Regions from separate parts of the Homo sapiens genome. Here region 1 is linked to region 2. The links are chromatin loops, found by intact Hi-C in ENCODE. Cell type or tissue: IMR-90. All regions are shown on one strand. Links, peaks and the distances in the headings refer to the core of each region. The heading gives the core; the rest is flanking DNA. Region 1 has its middle 37 kb from the start of LINC00540. Region 2 overlaps LOC105370108 (a long non-coding RNA gene).

Evidence for each region. Peaks named below come from ENCODE experiments on the same cell type or tissue, not always from the same donor. Only the 100,000 strongest peaks of a DNase experiment are listed, where the experiment ranks them.
Region 1: a loop joins it to region 2, with 2.1 times the contacts of the local background. A loop is called at or near these places in 1 of 110 quality-filtered maps.

What each region holds. Positions count from the first base shown.
Region 1 is chr13:22,170,742-22,176,127 of GRCh38, forward strand. No RefSeq gene overlaps it. Among named protein-coding and RNA genes, the nearest start is that of LINC00540, 37 kb to the right of the region's middle. In IMR-90, for the core only: no CTCF peak of the experiment used is centred there; a DNase peak (open chromatin) is centred at 3,040.
Region 2 is chr13:22,090,861-22,096,246 of GRCh38, forward strand. All of the region lies in intron 3 of LOC105370108 (a long non-coding RNA gene), which reads left to right. Among named protein-coding and RNA genes, the nearest start is that of LINC00540, 120 kb to the right of the region's middle. In IMR-90, for the core only: no CTCF peak of the experiment used is centred there; DNase peaks (open chromatin) are centred at 551 and 2,521; H3K27ac peaks cover 1,937 bases.

The DNA of each region.
Region 1 (5,386 bases), core at 304-5,303, 80 kb after region 2:
GAATCTTGTAATATGAAGAGCAGGTGAGGGAATTAGGGATTTTAGCCTGGGGAAGAGAAAACATAATGGGAACAAGATAGCTGTCTTTAAATGTTTGAAAAGCTGTCAGGTGGGAAAAGGATTAGACAGATTCTGTGAAACTCCAGAGGGCATAAATATGGGTGGAAGTTTCAAGGAAGCGGGTTTGGGTTGAAAGAAATTTCTAACAATTTGAGCTATAGATAAAACAAATGATGTGTTCTAAAACACCGTAGGGTGTGTTCAAGAAAGGAATTTCTGCACCAATTAATCCATGGACGTTTGGATTAGATATCCTCTAAGAGAACTTTCAGCTCTAAGGCTCTGTGTTTCTTGGGGATGAAAATCACACTTTACACAAAGAGGTAGTTCGGTTTGCCATAACCAGTCACAACAGCCAACTTACAGATGTCCTGAGAAGCAAACTCAAACACTGCTTATGCGGACCTCTGAGCCCAACCCCTGCACGCGTCTCCATTTTCATCCAAGAATCCTCTCTTCCCCAGTGTCCAACTTTCAGCCTTCTTGGTGGTTCTAGATTTTTCTTTTTTGGTGAGAGCCATCATATAGGCCAATTCCTCTGCCTAGAATTTCTTCTTTTCACTTTTTCCTTAGCTGACTCTATGCCTCTCAACGTAAATGTCTCTCTTTCCAAAGAAGACATTCTTTTTCTTTTTCCTTTTTAATGTTTACAGGATCTGTGCGATGCTTTGTTGCATGTATACACTACATAATGATCAAATCAAGGTGATTAGCATATTCATCACCTCAAATATTTATCAATTAGTTGTGGTGAGAATATTCAAATTCCTCTCTTTTAGCTTCTTTGAAATGTACAGTACATTACTGTTAACTATGATGACCCTCTTGTGCATTAGAACACCACAACTTATTCCTCGTGTCTAACTGTAATCTTGGACCCATTGTCCAAACTCACCCCATTTCCCCTCCCCTTTACCCTTCCCAGCCTCTGATAACTTCCATTCTACTCTGTACTTCTATGAGCTTGCCTTTTAAAAATTCCACGTATGAGTGAGATCATAGTGTCTGTCTTTCTCTGCCTGGCTTATTTCATTTAACATCATGTCCTCCAGCTTCATTTGTGTTGTTGCAAATGGCAGGATTTCATTCTTTCTGACGGCTGAATAATATTCCATTGTGTATTTGTACCACGTTTTCTTTATCCACTTATCAGTTGATAGGTACTTTGGTTGATTTCATATCTTGGCTATTGTGAATAGTGCTGCAGTGAGCAAGGAGGTGCAGAGATCTCTCTGACATGCTGGTTTTATTTCTTTTAGATATATACCTAGCAATGGGGTTGCTGGATCATATGGTAGTTGTGTTTTTTTATTTTTTGAGAAATTGCTATACTGTGTTCCATAATGGCTGTCCTAATTTACATTCCCACCAATATTTGTTATTGTTTGACCTTTTAATAATAGACATTCTAACTGGAATATGGTGATATCTCATTATGATTTGGATTTGCATCTCCCTGATGATTAGTCATATTGAGCCTTTTTTTTATATATGCCTATTGGCAAGTTGGATGTCTTCTTTTGAGAGCTGTCTATTCAGGTCATGGGAAGCCATGCTTGATTCAGTGGTTAACTTCCTCTGTGAAGACCCTGCATGGCGTGGCACATTGCCTTTTTATAATACTCTTTACTCTGTTTGAGAATTATTTGTTCCCTGTCTGTTTTTCCTGTAGGACTGGAGCCTGTTTGAGGGCAGGAACATGTCCCTTGTTCTTGGCTGCATCGCCAGTTTTAGACATGTACTGTATACTCATGTATTGACATTGAATTTACTTTTCAATTTTCACGAACTCATATATTGTGTGTGGTAGCAGTGTGTTGCTATGAGGGATGATGAGCTGTGAAGATTTAGAAACTGGGAAGCTTTAAAAAATTTAAAGTTTTTAGTATCTTTACAAGGTTAAAGGATTTCTTTCTCATGATAACGCCTTTGGAGTTCTTAGAATAGCTGTCCACACGTAGCACCGTAATTCTTCACCTAACAGGAACAAAAATGCGTGGTCAGAATGACCTTATTTTTGCACAGAGTGAGCCTAGCAGGGAATAAAATGCTAATAGTGAGACCAGATGAAAAGGTGACAAATAAGTCAATAAATGACTTTGCACATAATTATCCTTGGTTTACTTCTTCTCAGCTGCAGTTGATCTCAGTTACCACCTTGAGAGTAATACCCATTCTTCTCCACTTTAAACTCTAATGACCTAGTCAGCTGACCAAACAGGAAAATGTTTGACTGTACCCTCTAGGAGAGAAATTTATAATACTTTATTGCAACCCAGTAATATTTACTTGTTTTATTGTCTGAAAAACTATTCTTTATTATTCCTGCTGTTTTTGCCTAGGAAAAGTTAGTTTTCTTTCTCCAAGAGACTTGCCATCTGTTGACAGGCATTCACACCAGTTGGCATGAAAGATCACGGAACAGCTTTCCTGGTGGAGTTTGGATCCATGTATATCATTTACAGTTAATTAGAGGTGATTTCCCTGAACTTCTTGGGTAGTTTTGAGACCAGATTGAGAGGAAGAGATTTTCGTTTCTTTGTGTTTGTGTAACCACATGAAACAGTTTGTCTCCTCCTGCCCATCCATCCCCTTTTTGCTGTAAGAAAATAACTCCAGTCTTGTGCTACTAACTCTCCTGATAAAAATTATTGGCCTTTTGTTAGGCGAAACAAACTAAACCCATGGCCCAGATTCATGGATAATATTTTTGGGGTTAACTGCTTACAGAGATCTTTAAAAGTTATTATTATCCAGAGAAGAGATAGCAATAATAGTTAGGGACCATTTTGTAGCAGTTACCACTGTCCTAGAAATATCAGCACAGAATTATTGATTTTCTAATGAAAAGAAGAGTAAGGCATACAAGTAGTTGTAATGTGTGTAGTGCAGAGAATAAGGCTGATCCATTTTCAGTAGGGAATGGGACTTCAGTTATTTTTCCAGGACTGATGATGAGTCTTTGATGAGTCATCCTTACTCTCAGCTGGTTACAGTCAAGTCAACAAATATTTCCTGAGAAATACAGAGGAGCACTGAGACAAGTATGGATTTTACACCAAGGATTTCTTTGGGAATGAAGGTACGAGCTTTCTGGGCCCGTGGATCTCATTGCATTGTTTGGGAACATATGGATTGGATTTGTGATGTTAGTCATATTAGCAAGATACTCAGGTCAACAGAGTCAAGAAGTGTGTGTGTGTCTAAGTCACATAATAGAACAATAAATTCTTTTGGTTGTCTTTTATTTTAAACATAGTGAGACCTTTTATCTAACAAAAGCCAGGTGTGCCCATGTATGCTGGTGGTCCTAGCTACTCTGAAGGCTGAGGTGGGAGGATTGCTTGAGCTCAGGAGATTGAGGCTGTAGTGAGCTGTGATCACTCCACTGTACTTCAGCCTGGGCAACAGAACAAGACTCTCTCTCAAAAAAGTAAAATAAAATAAAATAAAGCAGCAATTAGAGCATCCAAAGAGTGCCTCCAGATAGTCATGGTGAGAACAGGTCAGTCAGTTGGGAATTGATAACAACTGTGATGAAGGTGGCAACTGAGGTCAACTGCAGCAGTTTAAGCACTTTGGTAAACAATGCTTTAGATCCTATAGTTTGAGAACATTGCAGTAAAGTCAGTTAAGGGAAATAAATGAAATTGACCAGCGAGAAGATTGTTAAAATAATTGCCCTTGAGAGACAAAGAAGTCTATCTTCTGGAGGAGAAAGCTCTCTCCACAGAGTCAAATGTCTCCACTGAGACACTTCCCTGGTATGACTTCAGTTACCTGGAGGTGCTGCCTGTGGATGCTCTAATCTTGGGGTGGCTCTTTCCAAACTCCTGCCTGTGCACTCATGCATTCTTGCAGAAACCCACAGTGGCAGGGATTCCTGTCCTGTGCCGCACGTGCCTGTGGAATTCTTGTCTCTGGGATTGTCAGGCTGTCACATTTGATAAATCCTAGATTTGAAAAGGAAAAAAAGAAACAAAACATTTACATCAAACCAATATGCAACGGCCAGAGCTGAGAAGAAAAATGGTCCACCCCACTGGCCTTCTCTCTCTCTGCCCTCCTTTTCCTCCTCCTTCTCTTCTCTCTTTCAGCAAAACCTGGCAAATTCTTTCGAATTCAAAGCTGGAACAAGACTGCTTTCTCCCCAGCGCCTGCTCCTTAAGCCTTGGATGTTCGTGGCCCTACTGCACTGCTGAGCCTGGCAAAGGGAGAGGAGGTCACGCAGGACAAATTGAAGCAGTGAAGGGATATTTGGCACCAAATTTAGCAAGAAATCCTGCAATCCTGTGGGCCAGCTGAGTCCATTACTGTGTAGGATACATCCACGTGGAGCCTTTCTATGGCCCTCAAGGACAACTGATGGAGCAGTGGCAGAATGCCATGTGGTCTTAGAAAAGGCTTTTAAATCTCTTGTTCTTATTTTCTAAAGCTCATGCACTTTTTATTTTATTTTTTTAATGCTGGAAAATTTTGCTATTGGCCTTCCATTACCTAATTAAAATGAGAACAGTGTGTGAGGAAACTAGTGTGTAAGAAAAAAGCTCCTCCGCTCTTGAGCAAGTTGCACTTCCAAGCCCTGTAAGATGCTCCCCCTGGAGGGCGACTCACACCCGAAGAGTACCCCTCCCGACTTTGGTGATTTCAAGCACTTCAGAAGGAGCAACATTTGGTATGTCAAAGAAAGGACGTGCGAGAAGGGGAGAATTTTCCACAAAAGCACAGCTCGCTGCCAGAGAGCACACATGAGGCCTGAGCATTTGAGCAGAAACCACTCTCATATTTGAAAGAGCTGCAGCGAGGCAGAGAGAACTGGAGGAGAAGGCTGAAGAAGCCAATGTATTTTTCAGAATGTGGCAAAAGTTCTCTGTGGTAATCCTACCTGAGGCAAAAATATCAAAGCAGATTTAGACCTCCTTATTATGTTAAGCCAAATATGACCTTCACCTTCCAAGAAAGAAATAGAAAAAAAGTGAAAAAAAATTGGGCAGGAAACTGAAATCCCAATTTTTCATATGATCCAGTGTAGAGAACCTAAATCCTTTGTACTTTATATTCTCACTGTTTAAATGTAAATCGCATCATATATGGTCTGTGGGCTCTGTGACGGTTAAGAACGTCAAGTCACAGTTCTGCCCTCCTTCCTCCACTCTGGAGGGTGAATGCGTTTTCTCTGGGGGCAGCCTCCAGGGGGTGCTCCACACCGGGAGGAGGGCTGAAGTATCTTGTTGTCTACTGAGGGCTTTCAGACTTAGGGACCTAGGCCACGTGGTTAGGGGACAGGACCAGAATGGGAATGAGCCCTTTCCTTTTTGTCTTTCTG
Region 2 (5,386 bases), core at 322-5,321:
TTTTTCTGAGCTGTTAAAAATATAACTGGGAAGATAAACAGAAACTCCAAGAATATCTTATCTGCGTTGATCCACCAGTGTGTGTCTGTGACGGAGGCCTGAATTGTATGCTGCCATGTGGGTGGCCAGAGAGAAGGTGAGCCTACGGTGGAGAGCAGTCCTGTGGTAGGATGACAGGGAGGATGGAAGCAGCACTGGAGACCTGGGAGAACTGGGATGCCTGTTTGGAGAGAGGGTGTGGCGTTGGGCAGGTAGGTAGAGGGAAGGTCTCTGTTCAGCAGCATAGCACAGCACAGGGGACACGACCCAGAACTAGGGCCATGTGCTATGAACTGATGGGCAGCTCTAATTACTTTTCTAAATTTTGGGCCCAGTGACATTTTCTTTCCTGCCCCATGGGTCAGGTTGGTTTTAGAAGTGAGACATTTATTTTATTCTCCTTCAAAAACAAACTTTACATCATTGATCTGCCACTAAAAAATGTTTGTGTAAAATTCCTGCCTCGAAGCCAGTGCCTGTGACTCAGATGGCGTGCATTTCAAAAGTCTCTCAACATAATTTCACATAAAAAAGAAACATCTTACGTTGGGCCAACTCTGCTGAAACCAACTGCCTTGTATCACTAATATGTAGCTGGATTGATTCATGATGTACATCTTCAAAGACCTGGATAATCATCTTTGTTTGCAAATTCCTTATTAACATGGAGATAAATGCTATCATAAATTTGAACTTTTATATTATGAGCTGAATTTTTTGGTCTTTAAAATTTATTTCCAGAATATTCGATAGCATGACTCTAAGGCTGGATGGCTCTTTCCCAACTGGACACGGTTTGAGATTTTTTTGTCTCCTTTTTCTTCATGCGAGATGATAAACACTTAATAAGAAGATGGAACTTATGGAAAGTAGCCAGAAGAAAATAGCATTCTACCGATGGAATTCCACTTCAGATGCTGTGCTGGAAAGAAATCCTCATCCTGGGCTCCTTTTGCCTTTTGATGATGGCTTTAAAAACTGTGAAAACAGCGAAAGCCAAGTGTGTGGTCTTCAGCAATTTCGTAATAGTCTGTGCAGGAGACAGAGGGGGCGGTGGTTTGCTGGAAAAAATGATTAACTTTTTCTTTACGATGACAGAAAACAGTTGCAATTCAAAAATGCCGAGGTTTCTGCAGCCCTCCCTTTTGGCAAATTGTTAGGTAATCACTTCTTCCAGGTGGCACTTTCAATAAAGACCTTGGAAAGTCACGCCCCTTCCAGAGATGTCCTCAGGGCAGAGCCATTGTCAACTGGGAGAAACTTGTAGAATGAGTGAGGGCAGGGTTAGAGGAAAGGCTCTAAATTTTTCTTGTTGGGGGTAGCGGGGTAGATTTGCTGTTGATTTCCCAGAGTGGGTTCCCATGCCTCAGTCTTGGTCTAATGCGCGTTACAGTCTGCCTCTCAGCTTCTCCAGCAGAACCAAGGGAACCCTCCTCACATCCTATGATTATATTTGTTATTATTTACTTTAAGTTATCCCAGGAAGCAGCAGGCCCACCCTAATTGAGAGGTCTGTCCACATACAAGTCAGCTTAGTAAAACAGGTTCTAATTAAGTAATTACCTTGATTAAAATATACCAACCATTTTTACTTTTTAATAAACATTTCCCAAGACTGGATTTTATCCTGTTATTTTGGTAGAAATTTGTTTAACCTGGTGTGGAACTGGAACCCAGAGCTAACACTGTCCACCTGTGGATATGTGTGGTTTCCCTTATTTGTAACATGGAGTAGAAACATAGCAGATGCTCTGCAAGGTGCAGGAAAAGCCAGGTGCATCTATCAGGTCAATTCAAAGTTCCTTTTTGAGTACAGTGCTGGACTTAGGTCATGTAGAGGCATAAAAGCCAATTTAACTGTGCACAGTCCAGTAAGGGACAGACATTTGCAAAAGTATATCAATACATGATGCAAATGTTAAGCTAGAGTTACGCACAGGTGCTCTAGATAATTGTGACATTTGAAGGCATGTATTTTGACTACATTGGTCATTCCTGTGGTAAACTGACAAGGATTGAGCCCTGCTGAGGTACATGGTCCTTGCAGACACTTGAGTCCTGGATAGTATGCAAGTAGATAAAAGAGAATCCCTGTGACTCTACCCCAGTGACTCTACCCCAAGTCGTCAAGATGTGGGCATCACCTGACTCCATCTGGTCAGCCTCCTAGCAGAGGAGGCCCTTTTCTGTTGCTGAATTTACAACTGCTTCATGCCCATTGGCTCCTTGGAAATTCAATCCCAATTCATCTAAAACTCCTCAGGGTCAAAATAGTTCCTGAAAATGAATTTTGCTGAAGCTTGCTTTTGGGTGCCTGTGACTTCAAATCCTTATCCTCTGCATCTTCAAGATTCTGGTCTGGTTACTTAGGCAAATTTCTCAGTAGCTCTGGAAAATTCGCAACGATTTAAACCATTTTTTTTCTTTAGCCTCTCTGGGACCTATGACTCTTTGCATGTTGAGGTTTTGAATTCCTTTGCATGACAAATTCTCTGGTGGTTACAACAGAGAAGAAGGAAGAGAGGTGATCAGGGTCTCATGAGGAAAACCATACCTAGATAGTTTGCTCAAAGAGAGTGCTGTTAATTCAAAGAGGCTGGTCTTCCTGAGAGATTCCTTAACCCAAGGCAATTCAAAAGTTGGTGTTTGAGTGTGCGAGAGAGGCCCCATGTTATGAAGGCATGTCAGAAAAATGATTATGGCTGGGTATTAACTTGAGATCTAGGCTGTGAAAGAACAGTAGGTTTTTTTTTTTTTTTTCTTTGAGATGGAGTCTTGCTCTGTTGCCTTGGTGTGATCTGGGCTCACTGCCACCTTCACCTCCCAGGTTCAAGCAGTTCTCCTTGCCTCAGCCTCCTGAGTAGCTGGGATTACAGGCCCGCCCACCACAATGCCTGGCTAATTTTTGTATTTTTTAGTAGAGACAGGGTTTTGCCATGTTGGCCAGGCTGACCTTGAACTCCTGACCTCAGGTGATCTGTCCATCTTGGCCTCCCAAAATGTTCAGATTACAGGCCTGGCCAAGCACAGTAGATTTGTGACTTGCCTTTCATACATGGGAGGGTGACTAAGGGAAGGAGGCATGGGGGTGGAGAGAGGATGGTGCTGGAGGGAAGGTGGGCAGGTGGATAGAGTCATTTAAGACATGCAAGGAGCCCCTTGGCACTTAAGAGAAAAGGTGCCACACATCCCGAAAGCCTGGAGCAGGGGCACACTGTCTTTGGAATGTATTTTCGTTGACTAGATTAATCTGCTTTCAATTAGAGTATTTATAGACTACTTCCCCCACAAAGGCCTCCATGATTGATCCCAGCAACAGTATACTTTTGGCCTTTGAAACTTTTTTGAAGTTTTCTTGCTATACCTACCATACTGTAGCTAGTTTTATAGTAATGCACATAGTCTTTGAGCTACAGCCTCAGCTCGTTGGTGGGGCCCATGTCAGTTTTCTCCTAGGGTCTCCCATAATTCCTCAATATAGTCCTTGTAAGAAGTGCCCCATACATGTTTTTTGACTTGAGCCCTTGCCCATTCCTGGGAGTCCAGGATCCAGGCCAGACAGTGGGGTTAAAGGACTGAAACAAATCACGCTACCTCCCCCTGCACAATATTTTCATGGGATAAAAATGCCCTTAAGATGAACATCAAAGGCAACTCTAAAAGTGAAAAGTAATAACAAGGCTATTTGTTATTACTAAATTGCTTGTTTGGAATAAAGAAGGGGTACCCATTCTGCATGTGCTAGTGAGAGTGCTGGTTTATAGGTCAACTCTTAGGCACAGACTTTTCAGCACTTAAAAAATCGCCAGCTGAGCATCCCCTTCCACCTCTTCTACCCTTTGAATGTCATTGACCCACCAACACCACCACAGGGCTCTGAAGACTGCTCTTGTGATACCACAGATAATCAAACACACAACACGAGCAGTGGGGACACTCCTGACCGAGAGACAGAGTGCAGAGGACAGACACCCGGACCTGTGCCCAGTATCAAAAGCACTAACAGAGCGGCGCTTCCCGTGTTCACTGGACATGCAGTGTTCATATTAGGACTAGTTCTAGTTGGACATCTTGCTGTTTCCACATTTGTTTTAGTGGCTCTTCATCGTGTTTACATTTGTCTTATTTTTGGGCTATTTCTATAACCAAGTGACTATTTGATTAAGATTTATCCATTCCATAAATATGCCCATTTCATTCAACATGCTACCAACAAGTTTTTGGCAAGTCCTACTATGTGGCCAGTGGTCACACAGATTAAAGTCAAATTCATGCAGAATCCTGGCTTGCAGACAAAGTTTTTATCTTTTCTCTGCAATGACTCATCCTCACTTTCCAGAGGTACCTGGTGCAGCCATGGGTCTGCTCTCCCCATCTCCCATCAATATTTGCTCCTAGGGCAATCTCAGTCATACTTTTGAAATTATATGTTGCTCAAACTGTTTGTTTAAAAACATTTAAAACATTCAGTTAAGAGGCAAGTCTAAAACAGTGTCTCTGAGCATTCATTACATTAGAATAATGGAGGTGATTTGAAACAGTAGAGGTGGGGGTAAGGAATATGTCTGGCCCCTCCAGTCTGTGGATTTCTGTCTTTGCAGATGTGTAAGTGCAGATCTGCCCAGGACTGTCCAATGTTGGGGCTTCTTTCAAGAGCAAGGTTCTAGCGTCATCAGGAGATGGAAGAAAGTTATATTGATATACACTGTTACACAAAAGGTAGTATTTTGGATGCCAAGTATAAGATATTGCAGCAAATTCTGTGTCCTCTGTCTTCGGAGCCACCTACTATTTAACCGCTCGTGATCAAAGGCTTTTTTCCCTTTTTATTCTTGTGGTACTTTCTGGTGTCCATTCACCCTAGCCAGGATGAGCAGGTCTACCCAATAGCATTTTTTATTATAGACAGTTCTTCGTACATTATTGCACTTAACAGATTTACAGAGAGCACCTTTTTTGTTTTCAAGACTGAGATTATTGTTCAATCTTTTATACTTGTGTTGACTTACACTCTGTTGTAAAATTTGAAGGAGGGTAAATGCATAATCAGTTTTAATGACCTACGTTATGCAAGTTACAATCTGATTGGCAGTGAAGATAAGTTTAAATGCAAACAAATGGCAGATGTTAATCTCTGCCTCCTTAGCTTTCAGGTGGTAGGTGTAGGACACTTCTGGCTTGCAGTTCCCAGGTGATGCTTGCTTGACTTTGTTGTCAGCACCTGCATTAGTCCGTGCTTCATTGGTATAAAGAAATACCTGAGACTGGGTAATTTATAAAGGAAAGAGGTTAATTGGCTCACAGTTCTGCAGGCTGTACAGGAGGCGTAATGCTGGAATCTACTTGG